Regions from separate parts of the Homo sapiens genome. Here region 2 is linked to region 1. A link is an interaction called in ENCODE POLR2A ChIA-PET data of the cell type or tissue named here. Cell type or tissue: OCI-LY7. All regions are shown on one strand. Each heading gives the region's core, and the rest is flanking DNA. Links, peaks and the distances in the headings are about the cores only. Region 1 has its middle 16 kb from the start of TRIM25. Region 2 overlaps SCPEP1 (serine carboxypeptidase 1).

What was found. ChIA-PET counts read pairs that join two places held together with the same protein. Peaks named below come from ENCODE experiments on the same cell type or tissue, not always from the same donor. Only the 100,000 strongest peaks of a DNase experiment are listed, where the experiment ranks them.
Region 2: POLR2A ChIA-PET joins it to region 1 with 5 read pairs; 7 of 35 experiments call an interaction of 5 or more read pairs at or near these places.

The regions. Positions count from the first base shown.
Region 1 is chr17:56,927,823-56,932,221 of GRCh38, forward strand. No RefSeq gene overlaps it. Among named protein-coding and RNA genes, the nearest start is that of TRIM25, 16 kb to the left of the region's middle. In OCI-LY7, for the core only: no CTCF peak of the experiment used is centred there; a DNase peak (open chromatin) is centred at 1,719.
Region 2 is chr17:56,991,111-56,995,509 of GRCh38, forward strand. It overlaps SCPEP1 (serine carboxypeptidase 1), which reads left to right. Exons shown (of 13, transcript NM_021626.3): 6 at 1-61; 7 at 3,871-3,908; 8 at 4,397-4,399. Among named protein-coding and RNA genes, the nearest start is that of SCPEP1, 15 kb to the left of the region's middle. In OCI-LY7, for the core only: no CTCF peak of the experiment used is centred there; no DNase peak of the experiment used is centred there.

The sequences.
Region 1 (4,399 bases), core at 200-4,199:
AATTTTTTGTATTTTTAGTAGAGACGGGGTTTCAACATGTCAGCCAGGATGGTCTCGATCTCCTGACCTTGTGATCCGCCTGCCTCGGCCTCCCAAAGTGCTGGGATTACAGGCGTGAGCCACTGTGCCCAGCCAAGTAAAATCTTTAATAAATAAGCTAGTTTTAAAATTATTGGTAATGGTCAGGCGCGGTGGCTCACGTCTGTAATCCCAGCACTTTGGGAGGCCAAGGCGGGCAGATCACAAGGTCAGGAGATCGAGACCATCCTGGCTAACACAGTGAAACCCCGTCTCTACTAAAAATACAAAAAATTAGCCAGGCATGGTGGTGGGCACCTGTAGTCCCAGCTACTCGGGAGACTGAGGCAGGAGGATGGCGTGAACGCGGGAGGCAGAGCCTGCAGTGAGCCGAGATCGCACCACTGCACTCCATCCTGGGCGACAGAGCCAGACTCCGTCTCAAAAAATAAATAAATAAATTTAATTATTGGTAATTTAATATTAGAAATGTCTTAAGAATTGCCAGCATACATCTTTTTGTTTGCATTTATTGACCAAGCAATTTCATACTTATCCCTGCCAAATACTACAAGGTGTCAAAATTTGACATGGGGGTTACAAAACTATAAAGCCAGCCCAAAACATAATGACCTTTGCTCATGTCGTCTTTAATAAATAAGACACTGACATTGATTTAATAAAAATAGCTGCATCTTGAATTTAATAAGATTACCATACTTCTATCTTGTGGCTTTAGGTGGTCTAGTCCACAGGCAGTAAGGTGTGTTTTCGGAAAGGACTGTTATCATCTTCGTTTCAAAGTGAAACTATAAACTAAGTTACTCCCAAAGTTCAGGAATGAACAAGGACAGCTTGGAGGTTAGAAGCAAGATGGAGTCCATTAGGTCATATATTTTTCACTGTCTCAGAATTTTGCAATGGCAAGTTTCATAACTTTAAATGATGACTATTGCAGTTTTCATAAATCTGGGTAAACAATTAAAATAGATAAATGTAATGGGATAAATACTTGCAGACAAACTTGTCATAATTTAGAATCTAAAGTTAAATTAAATAATAGGTATATCATTATTTGGGTATTTTCCAATTAAAATATATTGTAGGAAAACATTCTTTCTATTTAAAAAAATGTATCCTGGCCAGGCAGGGTGGCTCACACCTGTAATCCCAGCACTTTGGGAGGCCGAGGCAGGTGGATCACCTGAGGTCAGGAGTTCAAGACCAGCCTGGCAAACATGGTGAAACCCTGTCTCTACTAAAAATACAACAATTAGCTGGGCGTGGCGGCAGGTGCCTGTTATCCCAGCTACCCGGGAGGCTGAGGCAGGAGAATCACTTGAACCCGGGAGGCGGAGGTTGCGGTGAGCAGGGATCACGCCATTGCACTCCAGCCTGGGCAACAAGAGCAAAACTCCCCATCTCAAAAAAAAAAAAGTGTCCTTTTAAAAAAGGTGAACAATTTTTATCTGATTTAAAGTTTATTTAAAGGTCATGTATAAAACAAGGTAAAAGGAACAAAGAAATAAGAGAGATGTAAAGAAAGTTATGAAAATAAAGAGGGTTTTTTGGTAATCATTTAAAAAAGCTTAAAGAGAAATAATTTCATATGAGAAAGAATCTTGTGTGGTAAATTTAGTCCTAAAGTAAAATAACTGGTTGTTTAAGAAAGGGATGTTCAAGACAAACCAGAAAGTCCAAGCATGTCATGAATGGTCTGTATAAATCACAATAAGAGGATTTATAAAAACAAAAAAAAGTTTATATGATCAAGTTGTCATATTATTATTAAGCTTTGGTTTGCTTAGGGAAAAAATTGAGAATAAAATTTGTTTAAATTAAGGTTATTACATCTGTGTATCTCTCTGTATGCCCTTTTAAAGTACTTGTGACATTGAGTTACAGGGCTTTGACTCCTGGGTCCAAAAAGAACACCAAGTCTTGCTAAATCTTAAATACTGGCAGCAATTAAAGCCTCATCTTCAGGCCCAATAGAAGATGCTAATCAAAACAAACTGCATTCCTGAGACACAGGGCCAGAAATTAAAGCTATTCAACTCCTCAAGGCCCAGGGACTATTGCAGAAGAGGTGGGCATGTGAGATTGTAAGGGCTGATTTTGAGAGATAAAATAAGTTCAGTTTCTCTATAAATTAATCATTAATGTCAAAGGCACACTGATGCAAGACCAGCATATGGGCCCCTGTGTCAAATTAACAAGGTTTTCTTGAAGCATTAACCAACTCCTTATTAAAGGTTATAAAGGTTTATGGAAGTTATATCTTATGGTCAAGATAAAAATTTTATAGATTGCTTATAAAATTTTGGAAAAAAATTTAATTGTCTTCATGCCGTTTTTATTAGGGCTTATCATTTGGAAAATTAAGTCTCCTGTCTCAAAGAATGAAGGTTTTTGCCTTTTTAAAAAATCTTTGAATTATTACTTTGGTTAAATGAATGACTTATTTTACAATGGCCTGGGATCCTATTTTGTAATATCAAGTGTTTTAAACTTTTGGTATTTGACAAAGTTTCCAAAATTAAATGATAAATTATCTCTTTCTGACCTAAGTAACTCTTTAAGATATTAATAGGTTCCCTAAAGTCCAAAAATGACATATTTGGCTTACTTGGTATAAAAATTATACAGGAAGCATTGACAAATATGAAATGGTGTTTGGTTTTCTTTGGGCTGTATTTGTATAAATATGTTAGTCATATATGTTCCAAAATTATGGGAAACTCCTATAATACTGATATGACTTAATGTATGTTATCAGTAATAATTGTTACATTAAAGTATTACGTGCCACAGAAGTGACAGATTTCCTGTCAATTGTGTCTTTGACTATGGCTGCACTAAAACTTTTTGTCATCCACAGACAATTTTTGTCTTGTTTTGGTCCTCTTTAGAAGGTGGTTTTATAATCAGCTATAAAACTCTAATAGGTGCTCTTGAATGCAGGTTTCTGATAACTTTGGAGATTGTGACATCAGAATTAAGGAAAAACTTTCAGTACTCATGGAGAGCTTAAATGTTCATGAATATCACGCAGAACAGGAATTCACTGCATAGACTAAACTAATAGAAGTCTGAAGTAATCTTTTTAACTTTTTGCTTAAAGTGTTGCTGATCCTTTGTTTCGTTTTTCAGAATGAAGAAAACTTTTCTTTTAAGCTATTTACAGCTTTTAACAATTGAGTATGCACCCATGAACAAAATTTGGAGTCTATTTGTTTCTCTCTACCTGATTTCTACATAATTTGGAAACTGTGAGTGTTCTTAACTTATGACAATACAGTTATTTGCATAAGTGCAATAAGAATCTGTTTTAATTTGTAACAGGACACAACTGGAGAAACTAGTTATTTTACTAAGGCTTTGACTGGAATGGTGTGCTTTAAGGAATCAAACTTGACTTATAGAGCCAGTAGGAACCCCTTGGAAAAACTGGCCTCATACCTTTGTCTACAGTTCCTGTACAGGGTTTCTGACCTGTGATAAGTAAAGAATGTCACTTTCTGACAGGCCCAGGAGCACCAAGTTTATCTTGGAACCACAAGAGGAGAGGAATCACCCAACTCATAGGTATTTGATGGTACAAATCCATGGCCACGTTCAGCTTTTAAAAAGTCTTATCTGAGATTCCTTCTATGGAACAAAGTTCCATCAAAGCCAATTTAAAAGCCTATGTAAAAAAAAATTATCCTTGCTGCACTATATACAAATAATTAGGCCAAGTATAATAATGCAAATCAGTCCCATAATGATCTGTCTTTAGTAAAAATGGGAAACTGGAGAGAGAAAAATTGTTTCAAAAACTATAGTACACATGTTGCTAGATTCTAATCTTGCCTAATATTTTTCATTTTTATTATTTTTTACAGTTTGGACTGAATTCTAATTTTTCTTAGCTACAACTCTTCAAAATAATGTTTCCATTATTTTTCCTTTTTCCCCATTTTTCATAATTTGGAGTCAATAAAAACTAAGCTGTGCTTTTGTAAAGTTGTATGGCCAGGCACAGTGGCTCTTGCCTGTAATTCCAGCACTTTGGGAGGCTGAGGCGTGTGGACCACTTGAGGTCAAGAGTTCATGACCAGCCTGGCCAATGTGGTGAAACCCTATTTCTACTAAAAATACAAAAATTAGTCAAGCGTGGTGGTGCATGCCTGTAATCTTAGCTATTCAGGAGGCTGAGGCAGGAGAATCGCATGAACCTGGGAGGCAGAGGTTGCAGTGAGCCGAGATAGTGCCACTGCACTCCAGCCCGGATGTCTCAAAAAAAAAAAAGCAGCAGCTCCTTACCCATCAGTCCCTCTGCAGAGCAGTCAGTGACTATTATTACGTTTCATGCATGTCCTTCCAGAACATTTTTATC
Region 2 (4,399 bases), core at 149-4,148, 63 kb after region 1:
GGGACCATCAAGTGCAACTTTGCGGGGGTTGCCTTGGGTGATTCCTGGATCTCCCCTGTTGGTAAGTGTGGCATTTTCAGGCATTTTTTCACTCCCCTTTTGCCCATCCTTTCCTGGGACTTTGGGCTGTGTTGTCCAGATCAAAGAGCTAAGCAGGAGAATGTTCTGGGCCCTTAGAGAAAGTGTTTGCTACATCCAAGAAATATAGAGACAGAGTGCCTACCATGGACCACTAAGGGCTGAACTGAGTTTTCTTAATTTAATTATCACAACAAAAGGATCAAATTTTACAATTGGAGGCATTCTGAAGACTCAGAGAGGTCAAGAAATGTGCTATCTGCCACGTAGGATGAGTGGCCTAGTCAGGATTCAAATCCAGGTCTGTGCTGCTCAGTACAAAGGCAAATCTGTTTTGTCATCCTGCCCCCTCTACTTCCCTGATGCTGACATAAGTGTTTGGGGTAAAATTCCCGTCTGTTACGCATATTGATGGCAAGACAAGGTTATCGTCTGGTCTTGCAACTCAGAAGTGTGCAGTTTTGTAATTGAGCATCCGTGTTGCGAGCATAAATAAGAGTTGTTTATGTTGCAGACACCCAGGGTGTGGCCCCAGACATCTGAAACAATCATCCTGGTGGCGTTCACTCTAACACAGGGTTTCTCAGCACTGTTGACATTGTGGGTCATATAGTTCTTTTTGTGGGAGGCTGTCCTGTGCATTGTAGGATATTATCAGCAGCATCCTTGGCCTCTACTCAGGAGATGCTAGTAGCACCGCTCCAGTGTGACAACCAGAAATGTCTCCCTGGGGAACAAAACCATCCCTGATTGAGAACCATTGTTCTAACCTAACAAAACGTGATTTCCCCAGGCAAAACCAAACTATCGAGTTAGAAATCAGAAGAGAGGCTGCCTAGGGGCAAAGGAGGGAAATAAGCAGGAAAGGTACATGAGGGAAATATATCTTGATTGCAGGGGGTGGTTACACGGGCATATGCATTCATCAAAACTCTTCTGAAGGTACACTTGTGATTTGTGATTATGGCTCAGTTTTTTAAAAATAATCATTTATAAAAGGTAATATTTACCCCTAAAAGATAGGGATTTGCTTGTTACAGAGCCATATTCCCAATAACCATTACGACTTGGAATAGTATTTCTTGCCCTCATGTTTGCCATCTGCAGGGTAGGACTGAAGTAGCATAAAACTGAGTCAGCATGAAGAGGAGGGCTGCTATTCGTTTATCTGTCTTTCCTTCCTGGATGGATCTCGTAGGACATCATAAAACTGCAGAAGCTTAGAGAAGCATGAGAGTTTCTTGTCAGATACTGCTCTTTTGTTCATGTTGATGGCAAGACAAAGTCTCCATCAGGTCTTGCAACCCAGAGGTGTGCTGTTTCATAACTGAGCATCCTCACTGGGAACACAGATAAGAGTTGTTTATGACTCAAAATTATGATGCTGGCCCTCTCACTTCCTCATGGGGTCTCCTCAGTTTCACAGTAGCACTAAGTACTTTACATGTGCTAACTTCATGTAATCCTTACAACAACTCCATGGGATGGATGCTATCATTATCCTAATTTTGTAAATGATGAAACTGAGACTTAGAGAGGTTAAGCAACTTTCTTAGAGTCACCTAGCTAAATGGTAGAACTGGGATTCAAATCCAGGCAGCAGGTACTGGAATCCAAGCAACCTAACCACCTTGCTACATTGTCTCTCCAAGATCAGTACGTTTCGCTTCCTGGCTTTGCAAGTGTTATTCATTGTGTTTGGAATCTACCTTTTTCTCCTTGCCGTGACCCACTTTACCTTATGAATCTGTTTGTCTGGATCGTAATCCATCCTTCCAGATCCACTTTAAGTATTGCCCCTCTATCCCAGAAACATTGGTTTTTGAGGGAGAAGTATTGTTAATTTCCATGAACAATTGTTAATTGCTTGCTAGGTAGTAGATACTGTTCTAGGTGCTAGGAAAAGATACACAGATAAGCTCCTGATCTTCAAGAAGGTCTTGATCTGCACTGTCACTAAGCCCATGTGACCATGTCAGTATGGTAACCACTTGCCACATGTGACTATATAAATTTAATTATAATTTTTAAATACAATTTCATTTTTTCAGGGGCACTCTCTACACCCAAGTGCTCCATAGACACATGTGGCTATTAGCTAGCATTTTGGACTGCACAGATACAGAACACTTCCATTACTGTAGAAAGTTCTATTGAACAATGCAGGCCTACTTCAAAGATTGGTAAACAAGGGCCCATGAGTCAAGTCTGCCCTGCCGCCTGCTCTGGTAAATAAGTTTTTGTTGTTTGTTTGTTTTTGTTTGTTTGTTTTGAGATGGAGTTTTGCTCTTGTTGCCCAGACTGGAGTGCAGTGGCACGATCTCGGCTCACTGCAACCTCCGCCTCCCAGGTTTAAGCAATTCTCCTGTCTCAGCCTCCTGAATAGCTGGGATTACAGGTGCCCACCACTACGCCTGGCTAATGTTTTTGGTATTTTTAGTAGAGATGGGGTTTCACCATGTTGGCCAGGCTGGTCTCCAACTCCTGACCTCAGGTGATCTGCCCACCTCGGCCTCCCAAAGTGCTGGGATTACAGGCGTGAGCCACCGCACCCAGCCGGTAAAAGTTAATTTACTGTCTATGGCTGTTTGGAGGCTGTAAGAACAGAGTGGAGTAGTTCAACCGAGATAGGCTGGCCTACCAGGCCAAAATTATTTACTATCTGTCCCTTTACAGAAAGTTTACCAGTCTCTGGCCCAGATCAAACAGGAAGTGGGATGCATTGGAGAACTGCAGCCAATCCTGTGTTTTAAGAAACTAAGAAACAAGTTTGAAGGTTAAGCCCGGGAGGTGATTAACAGCTAGGCCACGGAAGTCCTGGTGTGCTTGCATTTCTCAGAGAGTACTCTAAAAGAATACCAGTCCAGGCCAGGTGTAGTGGCTCACATCTGTAATCCTAGCACTTTGGGAGACCAAAGCGAGCAGATTGCTTGAGCCCAAAAGTTCGAGACCAGACTGGGCAACATGGACTTAGTTCCTGCAGAACTAAGACTACTTGAAACCTACTTTGAGACACTTTGCCTTAAGGAGCCATTGAATACTTTTAAGCTAAGGAGAGACATACTCAAATGTGCTTTATAAGTTGAGGTCCTTGATTCTTTGTTGGCGTGTCTTTCAATAGCACTTGTCTTACCTAGTGATACAGTATTTAATAGTTGTGAGCTTGTCTAAACCAAGGTCAACTACTATTCTCTTTGAGGACAGGCATTATGTTACTCACATTTATATCTTAAGCTTTTGCTGCCTCTAGACCCTTAGTAAATTCTCAATATGTTTGTGGGATGGGAATAAGCCAATTGGCAATATAGCCATTTGCACTGTTGCAAACTCATTAGTCATCTTCCTTATTTAGCTCCTTGGCAGAAGCTAATATCTCCAAACTGGAGGAGCAAATAAGATGTAGAGCAGAAATGTGAGGGTGGGGAAATATTTTAAGCTGTCAAAAGGCCTAGAGGTCCACAGATAAGAGCCTCCACCTGCATACCTACAGCCTGCCTGTGGGGATGCTGTCATCGGCAATGACTCACTTGCTGGACCAGTATCAGGCCAAATTAATGTGCCATTAGTCTTAAGAGTCAACAGAAAGGCCCCCACACCCTTATCCCACCTTCCAGACACTGAGACATCAGCCCGCCTCCTGCATGGGTACAGGTGAATTGAGGAGCCTTCCAATCCAAAGCCACCGGGTTTCTTGCTTCTGTCTCTTTCTTCTTTAGAGAGAAGACAGTAGGTTTGTCTTTGGAAAGACAGAGGTATGACATACTTGATTTGTACATATGTGATTTCCTTTAGATTCGGTGCTCTCCTGGGGACCTTACCTGTACAGCATGGTAAGTAGATACACATCTGCACCCTCTGGGCAAACAGCCCAGCAGATCTCTTCTGGCTGTGACCCCAGGAAAAGAGATGCTGGATGAGTTTGCCTATGTGGTTGACACTGCTTTTTAGGGACTAGTCATCCACATAGAGTTGGAGACCCAAAGCAAGAGCTCGCCTCAGGGACAAATTGAAAGAAAATCAGCACACATCACTTTTTTCCAGATATAAGAAACACATTTTTCCAATGCCCTAAATTTTTATTACAAAAATTTTCAAATATGCAGAAATGTTGAAAGATCACGGTGAATACCTACTTAGGTTCAGTTAACAATTTGCTGTGTTTCATCCAATAAACATGTGGCTTGTAACAATACACTTTGATATGTGAGCTCCCGTTCTCCTTCCTTCCCCTCTTTCTCCTACCCCTCCCTAACTGCAGCAATACCAGATTGACGTTCCCAAGTAAAGTGGGTCTTTTTGCTCTTGGTTTGCATTCCAGTCT